2 separate regions of the Mus musculus genome follow, and region 1 is linked to region 2. A link is a loop called in an ENCODE intact Hi-C map of the cell type or tissue named here. Cell type or tissue: heart. All regions are shown on one strand. Each heading gives the region's core, and the rest is flanking DNA. Links, peaks and the distances in the headings are about the cores only.

Region 1 (8,684 bases), core at 389-8,388, 310 kb after region 2:
CCCCCCTCCCCCAATAACATACACATAATAATTTAAGGAAAAGAAAAGAAACAAAACACAATTCTATGGACTGTGGCTGTCTTCCCCTTCCCTTCCCGCTCCGTTCCCCCTCCCTTCCCCTTCCCTTCCCCCTCCCTTCCCCTTCCCTTCCCCCTCCCTTCCCCTTCCCTCCAGCTGTGCTGCCTTTGTATGCAGCTCCCTCTTCTTTCCTGATGGTGGGCTCTGACAAATCTCCTCCCAAGCCCTAAAGGCAGGACCCTATGGTCATCCATTCAGATCTGGTGTTCCTTTTATGGTAGATGATCTTTAAAACAACAACAACAAAACCTAATATTACAAAAGTTGGGTGTCACAACTTTTGCCCCAAGTCAGCTCCAGCCACCGGTCCTTAAGCCAATTAAATGAGCCTACTTAAAAGAGGAAAACAGAAAAAAGAGACCCAGCAAACCCCTCAAGTCCACCTTCCCCGTTCTGAAGTGAGAACAGAGTTAAAACAGAAGGCAAAAATATTTGTATCTAAGTGCCAGTCCAGACCTGGTCCAGCCTACCAGTGGCCCATCATTGTCTGGGATTCAATCTCATTTGGTAAGCTGTTCTGTCCCACAAGCTGTACTAACTGTGAAATCTTTTCCCAGGAGACAAATTCTCCCTCTGGTCTCTCCCAGCATGAGATTCCAAGGAAACTCCCATTTCTCTGGGGTTCACTGTTTCAATAATGTAACAGATTGAGACACAAGTGTCTCTTAAGAATTTCTTCATCTAAGCCAGATTGGTTATAATACTTTTAAATTGGGTGAGGTGGGACACACCTATTATCCCAGAACTCTCTCTGGGGAGACTGAAGCAGGAGGAACTCAAATTCAAGGCCAGCCTGGGCTACATAGAACCCACCCTACCCTCACTTAAGTAATAAGGGTCTGGGAATATAGCTTGGTGGTAAAGTCCTTTGCCTAGCAATTTTCAATACTGAAAAAAAAAAAAAGAGAAATTTTTACTCACTTGGGATTTGGGGACTCCCAAATTTAACAAATGTTTTCTCTCTTATATGTGCACATACAGTATTTTTTAAAAAAAGATTTATTTATATTATGTACATTGTAGCTGTCTTCAGACAAACCATAAGAGGGGTATTATATCCCATTACGGATGGTTGTGAGCCACCATGTGGTTGCTGGGAATTGAACTCAGGACCTCTGGAAGAGCAGTCAGTGCTCTTAACTGCTGAGTCATCTCTCCAGCCTTCACACACAATTTTTTTAAAAAGATTTATTTATTTATTATATGTAAGTACACTGTAGCTGTCCTCAGACACTCCAGAAGAGGGCGCCAGATCTCATTACGGATAGTTGTGAGCCACCATGTGGTTGCTGGGATTTGAACTTGGGACCTTCAGAAGAGCAGTTGGCGCTATTAACCACTGAGCCATCTCGACAGCCCCCTTCACACACAATATTGAAGCTTCAATTTTTTTTTTTCAAAATCATTCATTTAGGCTTACATTGTTTTTAGTTCTGTAAGGCAGTCCTGCAATCTGGGCTGAGTGCAGAACAGAAGGGTGGACAGGAGAATCCGAGTGTCTGATGGGAAATTCCACTGTGGGAAAGAAGCTCCTTGAGGGATTATGGGAGTTTACCTTGGATGACAATGTTAAGCAGCCAAAAGGACAAGGTAAATATCTCATAGTATCTAATAGCCATTGTTTATGAGGCACCTACTGTGTGCCAAACAAATGGAGAATATTACCAAGACACCTTTACGAAGCCCTAAGAGGGGCATCCTACATCCATTTTTATTGTGAAGGTCAGGATACTGTTACAAAGGAGCTGGGATGAGCTTGGGGCTGCCCAGCATAACATCCTAAGCGCTGGTTCCCCTAAGTTTCATCACATGGACTTCTGTTTCCACAAGACTTATCATCCCATCTATTCTGGTTCGTATTTTGGTGGTGGTAGTTGTCTGCATGGAAAAAGAAGAAAACATTCTGCTGGGGTGGAAGGCTGGGAGTCCTTACCACAACCTGTGAAGTAGATAAAACCATCCCACTTTACAGAGAAAAAAGAAACAAAAAGGCTTAGAGAAGCCAAGCAATCCAGCCAAGACAATGGATGCTGGCACACGCCCTATCTGGTTCCAGAAGGCAAGTATTTCCTACTACAAAATGCTGCCTGCCTGTCTGCCTGCCAAGGGAGGGAGGAGACAGTTTCCAGGAAATGAACAGTATAGAATCCACCTCTAACCTAATTATCGTGGGTGGAGGAGTCTGGTGACTCAAGGGGAAATGTGGAATTCTCTTTCTAGGCTGAATCGTTGAGAAAGGCTGGTTGGACAATGACGATCATTTGGAGAGCCGAGCACGCTCCGTGTTTATCAAATTCCAAGGGGGAGATAGTCACAAAGACCTATTACACGGTAGGTGTGCTACAGAGCAAGAGCTGAAGGAGTCTGAGGCAAACAGATCTGCCTTCTAATACAGAGATCATTGAAGTAGAGTGTCCCGGGAGGCATGGGTTTCTCATCTGTGAAGCCCGGAGCCCCACACATCTCCCCCACCTTTTAGTTTATATACACACATGGCAGGTGGTAATGCGCAGGATGGCCCATAACCTTTACTGGGATCCGCTGATGGGAGACCAGGGATCGGCTGGCAGGGTGTGTTTGTTTTTTGATATAGCTGATATCTTCCGTCCAGCAATGTTGCACAGCCAAATGGGACCTGGTTGGTCAAGAGAGGACTAAATACCTGGCCTGATCCAGGTGATGGCTGGCAATCATAATAGGATTCCTGCTCTGAGTCTAGAGGATAGGAAAAGTAGGTGGAGGAACAAGCCTCATTTACCTGTAAATATAACACCGATTATTCCCATCCATCGGGGCAGCCCTCATTAAACTTGAGCTATAGTTCCAACACACCCTTGTGAAGGATGCTGATCCTCAGCTGAGAGAGAGCCAGAGAGGCTGGGGATGTAGCTTAGTGCAGGAATGTGTGCAGATCAAAGGTTAAGGGTGGGGGTGGGGGAGCCAGAGGCCTACTGTGTGTAGGCTCAAATGACCAAAGACCCACTATGCAATAGGCTTGTAACAGACTCAGCCTGAGCTCCAGATGGGAGAAGGTCCCAGAATCTAGGTCTCTTAGCTCAGGCTGTTTGTTTTTTTGTTTTTTAATTTTGTTTGGTTGTTGTTGTTGTTGTTTTTAAATGTGCTGTCATATCTATGCCTGGAAACATTTAAAAACAATCTCCTACTGTCTCCAGATTTTGAAAAAGATCCTCATTATATAGCCCAGACTAACCTCAAATTCCTCCGGCTTCTGCCAAGGTTATTCCTAACCATAAAATAAATGTAAAGACATCTAAGAAGCTTCTCTTTTTATTCCCATACTACGATCGTGTTTTGATGGAGAAACTCTCGTTGGTTTAATCAGCACTGATCCGGAGGGCTTTTCTGCCTTATTTGGCTAGCATCCCCACTGTATGAATGGAATGTACTCCCAACCTCCTGGGACAACCAAAGGGCATGTGTATTATCATTTTATATATTGCTGGATTTGATTTGCTCATTTTTCTTAACATTTATTTATTTATTTTGGTTTTTCAAGACAGGGCTTCTCTGTATAGCCCTGGCTGTCCTGGAACTCACTCTGTAGACCAGGCTGGCCTCGAACTCAGAAATCCGCCTGCCTCTGCCTCCCAAGTGCTGGGATTAAAGGCGTGCGCCACCACCTCCCAGCTTCATTTTTAAAATTATATTGTGCCGGGCATGGTGGTATTTGTTTAATCCCAGCACTTGGGAGGCAGAGGCAGGCCGATTTCTGAGTTCGAGACCAGCCTGGTCTACAAAGTGAGTTCCAGGACAGCCAGGGATACACAGAGAAACCCTGTCTCGAAAAACAAACAAACAAACAAATTAAATTGTGTGTGTGTGTGTGTGTGTGTGTCTGTGTGTGTGTGTCTGTGTGTGCTCGCGAGTGTGTGTCCATGTAAAGGTGAGAGGAGAACCTGAGGAAGACGATTCCTTTCCAATGTGGATTCCGTGGACAGAACTCAGGCTGTCAGCCTTGGCTACAATCGCCTTCATCTGATGACCCATCCTGGAGGCTTACCCTCCTTTTTTTCTTTCTTTTTCCTCTTCCTCTTTTTTTTTTCCTTTTTTAAACGGGGTCTCCTGCAGCCCAAAATGACTATGCTATATAGCTGAGCATGACCTTGAACATCTGACCCTTCCCCCTCCACCTCCAAAGTACTAACTATAGGCATGTGCCACCACACTCAATTTGTGTAACGTTGGGGATCAAACCTAGGGTTTTGTGTGTTTTAGGCAAGCACGAGATTGAGTTATAACCACAGTCAGGAATTGCTCTTTTTTTACAGAGATTATGTTAGTCAGCATCTCATGATGATGATGAATACCAGGGATGACAGAGTAACAGGAAAGGGTGAACCCTGACTTTTTTGGGGTGCTACTTTATGATCAATTGGTCGCCTTCCTTCCAGTCTGTCCTGCAGAAGCACATAGTAGCAGGCATGCCTGGCCGAGCAAAACCTCACCACGCCTCTGGAAGCCTGTCAGTATGGGGTACCCTCCTGTAACCACCTGTAGCTGCCTGCAGCCACACTAACTGGATTCCTGAGTGGGAGGCTGGAGCTGTATGGAAGGAAACGGCGAGAGAAATGATGGAGGCCACGACATGTTTCTGTTCAAGGCCCCCACAAAGTTTACTAAAAGTCTGTGCTTATAAAGGGGGGAGGCCCATCCCCCGCCAATCCATTCTTGGTGCCTGTCGCCAGCCTGTAGGTAGATCTACTGGATGCTGTCTCCGGAATATCTCAAGGGCCTCCCAGCAGGTACCAGTGTCTTAGAGAAGAGCAGCAGCAGGTGACAGAACAATAGAGCCTTATAAGTTGGAAGGCTCCACCCCAGGTGGTCTCATACTCAGTGGCTAGGTCAAAGCCAGCCTACTCAAGGCTAGAGGAAGCTACACCCTTCCTCCGTGAGTAACACTCAGGCCTTCAAAGGGTTCCACCTCTCGAGAGTGCCACCATGTGGACACAAACCTTTACCACATTTACCACACGCGTGCTGGATGCTAAATGTCAGAGAAACACAAGCTTACTGTGCTCCTGAGAGACAATGCTCTATACACTAATGAAGATATCTAGGTCAGGCAGTGCAGTCTAGGTCAGGTCACTTTCATAAAGGAAACTGAGAATGTCCTGCGCTCTGAAAGATCTTGTGCTTCTTCGCAGCCTCATGAACCCTTCTTCATCAGGAATTTTCTCTAAGATAAAGCTTTGAATTGTCAATTACATTTCTTTTAACATTTTTTTCTTTTTTAGATTTGTTATGCCTAATGACCATCATGCCTGTATGCACCTGTGCCCGTGTACGCCTGTGGGATTAGAATAGGGCACTGGAGTCCCTGGGACTGGAGTCACATGCTTTTGACAGCTGCACCTTTGAGCCATCTCTCCAGCCCCATGAATCCAAGCTCTCCCGCTGCTGAAACAACGTTCTGAATGTGGAGCTGAGGAGTCGGCTTGGCTTGGTGGTTAAGAGCACTTGTTGCTCCTGCAGAGAACATGGAGTTCCGATTCTCAGCACTCACATGGCAGCTCTGTTGTCTGTTACTCCAAGAGCTATGGTGTCCTCTTCTGGCCTCTGTGGGCACCACCCATGCACACACCCATGCACAGACATATATCCATACACATTAAAAAAAGATCAGGGGCTGGTGAGATGTCTCAGTGGGTAAGAGCACCCGACTGCTCTTCGGAAGGTCCAGAGTTCAAATCCCAGCAACCACATGGTGGCTCACAACCATCTGTAACAAGATCTGACGCCCTCTTCTGGAGTGTCTGAAGACAGCTACAGTGTACTTACATATAATAAATAAATAAATAAATAAATCTTAAAAAAATTTTAAAAAAAGATCAGATTTTTAATTTGTTCTTATGTACCTTTTATGTTTTTCAATGCATGTGTCCATTTCTTTATATTAATACACATTTTACCATGTGGCTGCTATCTTGACATGCTAGTATTTTTCCTATTTTTATTTGAGAAATAATTTCATTTATCATAAAAAGTGACTGGGGGTGTGTCTGTGTGTATTCATAAAAAGGTCAGAAGTCTCCACTCTGCTTTTTCTGTTTATAGATTTTAAAATTTTTATTTCAACCGGTATGGTGGCTTACACTCAGGAGGCTGCGACACAGGCAAGCAAATCTCCATGAGCTTGAGGCCAGTTTGGTTTACACAGCAAGGAGTTCCAGGCTAGCCAGAGCTCATGAATTAGACACTGTGTCAGAATTTATTAATGTAATGATGTTTATGTCTGGGTGGTGGGGATACACTCATGGGGCAGGTGCTCAAGGCATCAGAGATGTCAGGACTTGAACTCATGTCCTCTGTAAATGCAGAATGTGTTCTTAACCACTGAGCCCATTCCAGCCCTTTATAAAGAAATACACAAATACTTCTTCATAGGGGAAGAAACCCAGTCAACACATGGCTGTGTACATAAATAAAGCCAAAGTTCCATAAAACAAATTTTAATTCACTGGACACGATACACGTATTTTTCTAAATGCTTGCCTTTTTCAGAGCTGCAAATGAGCCCTAGAGGTTTTTATTATCTTTGTTTGTTTGTTTGTTTTAGACAGGGTTTCTCTGTACAGCCCTGGTTGTCCTGGAACTCAGTTTGTAGACCAGGCTAGCCTCAAACTCAGAAATCCGCCTGCCACTGCCTCCCGAGTGCTGGGATTAAAGGCGTGCGCCACCACGCCAGGCTAAAGATTATTTATTATTATATGTAAGTAGACTGTAGCTGTCTTCAGACAGACACACCAGAAGAGGGCATCAGATATCATTACGGATGGTTATAAGCCACCATGTGGTTGCTGGGATTTGAACTCAGGACCTCTGGAAGAGTAGTCAGTGCTTTTAACCACTGAGCCATATCTCTCTACCCCCCCATACACACACACACACACACACACACACACACATATATATATATATATATATATATATCTTTTTTTTTTTTTTTGAGATACTGTTTCACGATGTAGCCCAGGCTGTCCCTGAACTCGTAAACCTCCTGTGTTAGCCTCCCAGGTGCAAAGCAAGCCTCCTTGTTATGAACATGATTATGAACCAAGTTAACTATTGGCAGAACGAAAACATAACTCAGAGTGGACATTGAGTTTGATATGATTTTATTTAAAAATTTGCAAGGTTGAAGGAGGAATCTGATTTTTCGTTCAAAGAAAGCAATTTTGCAGTTTATATTCAGCCTTTAGCTTCATGCTGAAGAAAACAACAGAAAAGGAAATTTCTGTTTAAGATCCTCTCTTCAGTTATGAGGAGCCCAAGTTCCTTGCATTGTGCAGCAAGGCCCCTTGCCCCAGCCTGGTCTGAGGCTCACGCCCAGCCTTCTGGCAGTGGGAGGCCAGCGCTCCTCCACACAATACAACAAGGATGCCTCCCCACTGCGGGCTGCGCGGGCTCCTAGGAGTCCTGTGTTTCACATCTGGAAAGTGTGAAAGGACTCTTTAACTCATCACCTCTGACAAATCCAACCCCACTAACTCCTGAGGAGAGCAGGGAGAAACTGTGGAATGGGCGAGATGCTCTATGCTTCACAGAACAGCTCACATGTCAAAAATTAAGTCAAGAAACATGCCTTAGTACTTTACAATGTGACTTAAAAGAAACAAAGCAAGATGCACAGCACATTCTTGTGTGTGGTACTGTAAACTCCTACGGACGATTGCTACTGGTAGCCAAACAGGTGTGAAGGAGCCTAGCACACCGCCATTTTGGTCAGCACCCAGGTTTTCAAGTGGGTTACTGAATTTAGCCAGAAGGAAATAAGGATCTATAAACTAACAACTTTGTTACTCTAAATGATGAGGTAGATCTTTTTTTCCTAATATGGTAAAGTGAAGAGAAACAGAAAGTCTACACAACATTTAGTCTTCTTTTTAAAATCTTCAGGCTATACCCATGGTCCCAAACAATGCGGTTACGGAGCGCGGGGTGGCGAGGCCAGAGGTCAGATCCAGACACCTTATGTACTCGAGATGCTACCTGAAGAGTCAATGATCAGCCTCGGATCGATCAACTCTCTCCAGAGCACGGTGATCTAAGGGAAAAAGACAAAACACCACACTTAATTCATTCTTGACTCCACGTAAGCTAAAATCTATAGATTAGTTAAGCAAGTTTCTGTGAAGAATGGTTAGATAATGAAAATACTTTCAAAGCTAATAAAACTGAGTTTAATCACTTTTGTTTTGTTTTGTTTTGTTTTGTTTTTGGATACAGGGTTTCTCTGTGTAGCCCTGGCTGTCCTGGGACTCACTTTGTAGACCAGGCTGGCCTCGAACTCAGAAATCCGCCTGCCTCTGCCTCCTGAGTGCTGGGAATAAAGGCGTGCGCCACCACTGCCCGGTTGAGTTTAATCACTTGAAATGCATCAACTTTTATGTTAAACATATTTCTTTTCTTTTTTTAAAAAAATTTATTTATTTATTACATGTAAGTACACTGTAGCTGTCTTCAGACACCAGAGGAGGGCACCAGATCTCATTACGGATGGTTGTGAGCCACCATGTGGTTGCTGGGATTTGAACTCAGGACCTTCAGAAGAGCAGTCAGTGCTCTTAACCGCTGAGCCATCTCTC
Region 2 (8,684 bases), core at 314-8,313:
TAGCCCTCTAACTTCTTCTCTTTTTAAATTGCCAGATGTTACACTTAGTGGGGCAGCATCTAAAAGTGGTGATTGTCCTATGCCTAGGATGGTGCCAGCCATAAAAGATGGCTCTTCTCATGCCTTCTCCTTATGGCATCTCGTAGCCCTCTGACTTTTTGGTATCAAAGAGTCCCCGAGAGAAGTAAAGAGATTCACTGAAGGTCACACAGCAGATTTTCAGACATCCTATGTCCACTGAGCGGGGTGTTCCACACCCGCCTCAGGCCTTCTCTTTCAAGACCAAATGAAAAATTTTAAAAGTATATTCATAGAATCCCTCCAGGCTCCTCTTGCTGGAACATGGACCTGCTCAAGCAATTGTTCGAAAGAATCTTTCAGTTCTGTGCCAGGAATATTTTGTGGGACATACACCTGCCATGGGGACTGCCAAGGCTGACCCACATTGTAACTGATGATTGAACTTCCTATAAAAGCTAGTAAGGACCACAACCCCTGCGTACACATCCCACCTATGGAATAGCCCAAGAACTTCTAATGACTTTACTCCTGAAGGCTGACAGTTCCGAAGGGACAGCTCAACCATACACACTCAGAGCCAGGTGCTGGCATTAACTTCCATCAGCCCTCCCATACCTTCAGCCCTCTCTTGCTCCAACTAGAGGTAGCTGGCCAACTGAGGGCATCAGAGCTCTCCAAACAAAATACCACTCGGTGCATGCCCAACCCTAAGCGCCATGCTTGATGAGAGATCCTTTGCCCTCTTTAGATGCTACCATTCCATCAGGTGTGCAGTATCCTCACGTCACAGATGAGAAAGAAGCTGGCTGGTGTAAAGGTCACATTGCTGATGAGTGGCAGGGCCAGGACTCCAACCTCACTCCACTCAGTACAGAAGTTATCTTTTTGTGTTGAACCACCAGAGATGTAGCTCTTCCTCCATTCAGCATGCCCCAAGGTCCTTTGGCTATCCCTCATCTAGTGTGCTTCTTTTTTCTTTCAAACTCACATCCTATGTCTGAAGCATCCTCCTCTCCCTCATCAGATGGATACACCACTATCCTACATCAAGATAAATTGGCTAAATTTGAGCCATGCGTGGTGGCGCACGCTTTTAATCCCAGCACTTGGGAGGCAGAGGCAGGTGGATTTCTGAGTTCGAGGCCAGCCTGGTCTACAGAGTGAGTTCCAGGACAGCCAGGGCTACACAGAGAAACCCTGTCTCGAAAAACCAAAAAAAAAAAAAAAAAAAAAAAAAGATTAGCTAAATTTCCATTCTATCATTAAGATATTGCTCAGTCTAGTCTCTCAGAGCAATAACCCAGTGTTCCTTGGTACCTGAATATATGAGGCTGCTCCCCATTGTAGAGTGGAGTGGGGCTGTAGCCTCCCCAAATGTGGCATTTCCCAACTCGGCTTGTGGTTCGAGAACCCAATAATTTGAGAACCCAATACTGTGTATGTATAATAATAGCTCTAATACTCTTTTAGTTTGTCACAGTGTATCCTAAAATTCCAGACAACACTTAAAGACCAGCAGAAAGTGTTAAGTGTATCAAAAGGGAGCACAGCTTAAGGAAACCAATTTTGACAGCTTTATAGTGATCTACGGATTGTTCCAATGTCCTTTGAGTACTTCCTTCCTATGCTTGTCATCTCTCCCCTCTGGGGACTGCAGAAGGCTTGGCTGCAGGGTGGGGTCAGCTCTGCACTGTCTAACACTCGCATGGAGACATGCGTTTCCCTCTGATCTCCATGAATAAGTCACTGAGCCATCATCAAGTATGCATGGGTTCCCATTCTTCCTATGCTGTTCAGTCGGATCTATCCAGCCTACATAAAGGGCAGAAGGCTCTAGGTTGGCTTTTAAACAAAAACAGGTGATCAGGGGCTGGAGAGCTAGACGGCTGAGTGGTTAGGAGCTTTAGCTACTCTTCCAGAGGTCCTGGGTTCAACTCCCAGGACTCATCTGGATGATGATGGTGGCTCACAACTGTCTGTGCCTCATGTTCCAGGGGCACATGGCCTCTATAGGCACATGTGGTAAACAGATATGCATGCAGGCAAAACTCTCATACACATACAATAAAATAGTAATAAATTTAAAATAGTAATAAATTTGACAATTAAAAGAAAAACCCACAGGTGATTTGAAGGAAAAACGAAAGAAAAAACATCGCACAGTAAGTGAGCAATAGCTAGAACTTAACCCTGTCTCGGGAGAGCTGGGCTGGAGTTTATCTCCTCAAGTCTTTACCAGGAAAAAAATTTTTTTCTCTTAGTTGATTCTCAGCAGTGACAAAATTGCTCTGGAACATTTAATCTTCATGAGACAGCAAACGAATGCCAAACCACCATAAAACATATCAAAAAGCAAAGTCTGGGAGACCGTCTCAGATTATGTGCAAACCAGACTACTTTTTTAATTTTTAAAATTAGATTTATTGATTTTATTTTATGTGTGAGGCTTTTGCCTGCATACAAGTCTGTGTAACACTTGCATGCTTGGTGCCCACAGAGGTCAGAAAAGGCCATCAGATGTCCTAGAACTGGAGTTAAGGATGGCTGTGAGCCACCATGCTGGGAAAAGAACCCTGGTCCTCTGCGAAACAGTCGGTGCCCTTTACCACTGAGTCACCTCTCTAACCCTAAGACCTAGACCAATTTTTAAAAAACAATGATTGTTCCTAAATTGTTCCTATTTGTTCTTGAGGGTGTCCTAGAACTCACTGTGCAACTCAGGCTGGCCTTGAACTCATAATCCCCTCTCCCCAGCCTCCCATATGCAGGGACCACACTGATCCCAGTAGGTCACTTTTTTCTCCAGTGGTGACCAAAGCAAGACCTTGTTATAGACAGAACCCAGAGAGTCTAATTCTACTTGTCTAGTCATTACAGCTGTGGGAAGTGTTCACACCTGAAACTGGGCATCTCTCTCTATGGCTGAGGTCTTGCAGAAAAGTCATACAATGCAGTGCTTTCCCCCCTTAGGGGACTAGAAGGAAAACTAGACCTTCTAGTTTTGTTTGACCTTCTAGTTTTGTTTGACCAAACACACTAGACCTTCTAGTGTGTTTGAGGCTGTGACACTGGGAATGCCTAACTCCCACTCCTGGTGAATTCCAGGACATTCACTCCAGATATCTCTCCTCCACCCCTATCCAGATGGGATCACGTCACCATCATAAAGGACTCTGAGCTCGGTCTTGACCCAGCTCTTCCTCCAAAGGAAAACAGTTCCCATTTCTCATCAAAGGGTTTATTCCTTCTTTTCAATAAGCAGTGTCCCTTTGCTGGGCTGAATTTGGATTAGTGACCTAACTCAGTTGTTAGAACTATAAGATGGTTGGGGGGGGGGGGGAACTTAGGTCACTAATCCAAAAACTAAAGTTTAGAGTGCCACCCAAGCGACTTACCCAAGGTCTACATAGATGTGCCAGAGTGGACAGCATCCAGAACTAGGGTACCTTATTTCTAGTATACATTTCCTTTTCTAGTCACCACTCTCTGCCCACTGAGGCTGTTTGCCCCAGCCAGATGATGCAAACCTGTGTACTTGTGAAATCGAAGTACCTTGGAGGAAAATCTCAGGATCTTTGTTTACACTAAGTCTGGAGATCTATGAGAAAGCATTCAAAAGCATAAAGTGCCTGTCAGTGTGTAAATATGGCACAGATGCGCACACACACACACACACACACACACCAGCCAGAACTAAATGCAGGGATCACAAAGGGCCAGCAGAGGGCGCGCCGCCCCCAGGGAGGTGAGAGCTAGTTGTACCAAGCAGCGAAGATTAGGAGAGCCACAGGCTAGGAGGATGTACCTCTATCTCCCCGCCACTCACCCGGTAGGACTAGGCGAAGGAGGAGGGTGAGAAGACCCCCGACTCCCCGCTTCGTGGATCTGAGGGGCAGAGAAGGGGTGCTACCTAGAAATTACATCACGCTGCGCAACGCTGCGGCTCTTGGTGTGTGTGTGTGTGTGTGTGTGTGTGTGTGTGTGTGTGTGTGTGTGTGTGTGTGTGTGTGTTGGGGGGAGGGGACTTACCCCAAGCCCGAGAGAGAGAGAGAGAGAGAGAGAGAGAGAGAGAGAGAGAGAGAGAGAGAGAGAGAGAGAGAGAGTGTAAAAAAGACACGCACCCGGGAAAATGCTCCATGCACATGGAGAAATTTCTTGCTAGGAACTGCACTGGAAACCGGGCCCCCGGCATCTCCCTGCTGCTCCCCTCCCGGTACAAATCACTCAGCTAGTGAGAGTCCCCCAGCCCCACCTCGACAACCCCACACCCCTCAACTCCAGCCCTGCACCCTCCAGCCTGGCTCCAGCGCCGCCACGAGCTTTCCCCGGGACTGGCCCTGGCGGGGCGCCTAGAGCCCCATTGCATTGCTCCAGGAGAAAGGAGGGGGGCGGTGCATTTTGTAGGAGGAGGAGAACCGGGGCGGGGGTTGGGGGGGGGAGAGAAAATTGCGCGGAGACCTGCCAAGCGCCACCGCCGCCGCCGCCACCGCCGCTGCCGCGCCGCCGCCGCCTGTGAGCTCCGGCGGGCAGCCTGACTGTCGGCTTCCCGGGGCATCTGGGTCCGGCGGGGCACAGTCCTGGGCGCTGCCGGAGCCGCCGCCGCCGCCGCCGCCGCGGCGACCAGTGCAGTCGCTTTCCCCCCGAGCCCGTGCGTCTCCGGCTCCTCGCGGGTGGAGGAGTTGGGGGTGGGGTTGTTGTTTGGGGGGAAGAAGGGGGAGGGGGCAACGCGGAGAGAGAGTCAGTGGTTTCCATGGTGATGGAGCTGAAAGTGCAGGAAATTTAAAGGCTTGGACCCTGCGAGACAGACAAACCGGTGCCAACGTGCGCGGACGCCGCCGCCGCCACCGCCGCCACCGCCGCTGGAGTCCGCCGGGCAGAGCCGGCTGCGCTGCCCGGAGCAGGCAGAGAGAAGTGGCCCAGGACCCGCTCTACCGGAGGCTCCGCACAGAGAAACAAGACGCCGAGCGACCGGAGGAGGAGGAGGGAAAAGGCTCGTCCACGCGCCCTGCGCCGCCGGCAGCCCGGGAGAACAGCGAGGAGCCGGCGCCCCCAGCGCCCCACGGTCGCGCTGGAGTAATCTCGGATGCCCGACCGCGGCCGCCTTCCCAAGTAGAGCGGCGGGGGGGAATTGCGACCAACTCGTGCGCGTCTTCTGCGCCGCGGCGGGAGCCGGCGCTGCGCGAACGGCTCTCCTCGCGGCTCATGCTGCCTGCCCTGCGCCTGCTCAGCCTCGGGTGAGCCACCTCCGGAGGGACCGGGGAGCACGGCAGCGCCGCGGACTCGGCGTGCTCTCCTCCGGGGACGCGGGACGAAGAGGCAGCCCCGGGGCGCGCGCGGGAGGCATGGAGCGCTGCCCCAGCCTGGGGGTCACCCTCTACGCCCTGGTGGTGGTCCTGGGGCTGCGGGCAGCACCAGCCGGCGGCCAGCACTATCTACACATCCGCCCAGCACCCAGCGACAACCTGCCCCTGGTGGACCTCATCGAACATCCAGACCCTATCTTTGACCCTAAGGAGAAGGATCTGAACGAGACGCTGCTGCGCTCGCTGCTCGGGGGCCACTACGACCCGGGCTTTATGGCTACTTCGCCCCCTGAGGACCGACCCGGAGGGGGCGGGGGACCGGCTGGAGGTGCCGAGGACCTGGCGGAGCTGGACCAGCTGCTGCGGCAGCGGCCGTCGGGGGCCATGCCGAGCGAGATCAAAGGGCTGGAGTTCTCCGAGGGCTTGGCCCAAGGCAAGAAACAGCGCCTGAGCAAGAAGCTGAGGAGGAAGTTACAGATGTGGCTGTGGTCACAGACCTTCTGCCCGGTGCTGTACGCGTGGAATGACCTAGGCAGCCGCTTTTGGCCACGCTACGTGAAGGTGGGCAGCTGCTTCAGCAAGCGCTCCTGCTCTGTGCCCGAGGGCATGGTGTGTAAGCCATCCAAGTCTGTGCACCTCACGGTGCTGCGGTGGCGCTGTCAGCGGCGCGGGGGTCAGCGCTGCGGCTGGATTCCCATCCAGTACCCCATCATTTCCGAGTGTAAGTGTTCCTGCTAGAACTCGGGGGGGCCCCCTGCCCGCGCCCAGACACTTGATGGATCCCCACCAACGCCCCCCCTACCCCCACCACCTCCAACCAGTTTCACCACCCTCTAGCGAGGGTTTTCAATGAACTTTTTTTCTTCTTGGCTACAGAGACCTGGCTTTCTGGTTCCTGTAATGCACTGTTTAACTGTGTAGGAATGTATATGTGTGTGTATATACGGTCCCAGTTTTAATTTACTTATTAAAAGGTCAGTATTATACGTCAAAAGTTACCCGGCTTCTACTGTATTTTAAAAAGGCAAGCAAAAGGAAAAAAGAGCAGAGAAAAGAGAGACTTATTCTGGTTGTTGGTAATAATGTTAACCTGCTATTTATATCCCAGTACCCTTCGCATGGCGAAGCAGGGGGGAAAAGTTATTTTTTCTTAAAAGTACAAAGAGAGGGGGAACTTTTGTAGAAGGACTTTTTTTTTAAAAAAAAGCTATTTTCCATTCTTCGGAAAGTGTTTTGATTTTCCTTAGACCTCGAAGAAGTTATAGAGTTCAATGTTATTTTACAGTTATTGTAAATATAGAGAACAAATGGAATGACTAATCATTGTAAATTAAGAGTATCTGCTATTTATTCTTTATAATATCCCGTGTAGTAAATAAGGAAGAAGTGCAGAACAGGATTAAAGAAAACCACTAAAACCGACTGGGCTCTACACTGTGATTCACTTGTGTTGGTGATTGATGGGGGGGTGGGTGTCGCCGAGCTTACTACGCCTATTGGGAGACATGCTCATCCGTTCGTACTCCCCCCCCCCTTGTGGGGTGATGAAGGTGACTGTAAAATTTTCAGTGTGTGTGCCGGGGCGGGGGGGGGGGGGTGTTATTCTCAAACCCCATCTTTTAAGTATCATGTGGCTTTCTGCAGAGTCTCCAAGGGTACCCTCCCCGGTGACACGAAAGCTCAGGCCTATAGTGACCTCGACACCCAGCCGGCCCCCTGGAGCTGACCCCGGGCTGGGCCGATGAGGGCGGGAGGGAGGGGGCGGCTGCTTTGTCCAGGCTGACAGGCCCTTCACAATGGGGACACGTGTCTTTCACACCTTCCCTGGGGGCGGAGTGCCGCTGAAACTTGACCCCCGAGGAATGGGGGGGGGTGTCAGAGCGCGCCCACCCAGATCCAGCCACCCCTCCCTCCTTGCACCCCCACCACAATATCCAGCCCTTGTTAACCCTTTGCACGCCCAGAAACTATGGTGGTTACGGCTAAAGTGACCCCTTGAATTCAACTACATACAACCTCAGGGATCCTGCAGGTCTGGAGCCCCCACGTCCCAGACCCACAACTGACTAGGGAGAGATAATTTGGATATTTGACACTCACATGGGCCTCTTCCAGGACCTAAGGAAGACTGAGGTCCCAAATTTCAGAGGTGTGTGAATCTGGGTACAAATCACCAACTCTGGGACCTGCACTGAGGAGAGGGACATGACACCCCCCTTCCCTGGACATTTACTCCACTTGGGGTTGAGAAGGGAGGGGAAATCAAAATGGGATTTTTGCTCTTTAGGACAGATGCAAAGTTACCCCTTAAAGGTTCGGGTGAATATCACTGTACCCCACCCTTAAAAATTCATTTTCTTGGAACCGGCTCTAGACTCTCCCGTGCATCTCTTCACCTCAATCCCCAGTGGCCGTCATCCACTCAGCTCCACGTGGGCCGGCTTCCTGACACCGCTCCCCGCTCCTTTTATTTATCTTGGACTCCACAGTCGCTCTCCTTTGCTCCCTTCCCCACCCCCTTGCCACCTCGTCGCGCCTCCCTCCAAGCCTCCTGTCCTCTGCCTCTCCTCCCCCCCCCCCCGAGCTGCCCCCCCCCCCGGAGTCGCAGCGAATCTATGCTAATTATTTCAAACCTGCGCCGAGTCCCCAGCTCAGTCTCAATGCCCCGGGCCCCGCCCTCCCTGTCCCTCCAGCCCGGCGCTTTCTTCCCTCCCGACGCAGCCTCGGTGGCTCCTCATTTCAATAGCCTGGCCCGGGAGCCGGAGCCCCCTCCCCGGCGCTGCCTCCGTCAGCCGTGGGACAGACGTTAGGGTATTCATTAACTGGGAGCCGAGGAATAACGGCATTATTCCCCCAGAGAGGGCACCCTGCCCCCGCGACTATCTGAGGCTTCATTGTAAAAGGATTAAAAGTTAAAGACCTCCATCTTATGATTCTTTCATTTAATCTTTCTGGCGCCTGGGAGACATGCTCGATGGATGATGGCTTTTAAAATATTCCTAATGTCGGCTACCTTAAGACTCCAAGCCGGGCAAACAAACGTAATTTATTTCCAGAAGAAAGAGGATATTGAGATGTTTAAGTTTATGAACCGCCGTCCCCATGTATATTTGTTAAGTTCTGACAAATACCCAAATAACGTTAAAAATCAGCCATTCATCACTTATGAATTTATGCAAAACTTTCTATGCCCCGGGCCAATATTTTTGTAGACAGAGTTTCACTTGCGAGGGGCGGAGGAGATGGGGAGGAGGGACGAGGAGGGGGCTTGGGTCGGGGTGGGGGGGAGCCCAAAGCAAGAATTTTCATGCCTGGTAAACACGCGAATTATGCGAAGAGAGTTATTCCCAGCTGGGCGGG

What was found. Hi-C counts contacts between places; a loop is a spot of excess contacts. Peaks named below come from ENCODE experiments on the same cell type or tissue, not always from the same donor. Only the 100,000 strongest peaks of a DNase experiment are listed, where the experiment ranks them.
Region 1: a loop joins it to region 2, with 8 times the contacts of the local background. A loop is called at or near these places in 9 of 42 quality-filtered maps.

What each region holds. Positions count from the first base shown.
Region 1 is chr11:88,990,127-88,998,810 of GRCm38, reverse strand. Coil (coilin) reads right to left here. Exons shown (of 7, transcript NM_016706.2): 7 at 7,198-8,143. The coding sequence ends at 8,069. It overlaps Gm11496 (a long non-coding RNA gene), which reads left to right. Exons shown (of 3, transcript XR_388949.3): 2 at 2,299-2,409; 3 at 5,334-5,925. Among named protein-coding and RNA genes, the nearest start is that of Trim25, 4.9 kb to the left of the region's middle. In heart, for the core only: CTCF peaks have their summits at 1,326 (motif pointing right), 5,038 (motif pointing left) and 5,899; DNase peaks (open chromatin) are centred at 2,160 and 4,930.
Region 2 is chr11:89,298,700-89,307,383 of GRCm38, reverse strand. It overlaps Nog (noggin), which reads left to right and starts at 4,825. Exons shown (of 1, transcript NM_008711.2): 1 at 4,825-6,746. The coding sequence starts at 5,364. The coding sequence ends at 6,062. In heart, for the core only: a CTCF peak has its summit at 3,748 (motif pointing right); DNase peaks (open chromatin) are centred at 3,743 and 4,343; H3K4me3 peaks cover 4,667 bases; H3K27ac peaks cover 4,206 bases; H3K27me3 peaks cover 370 bases.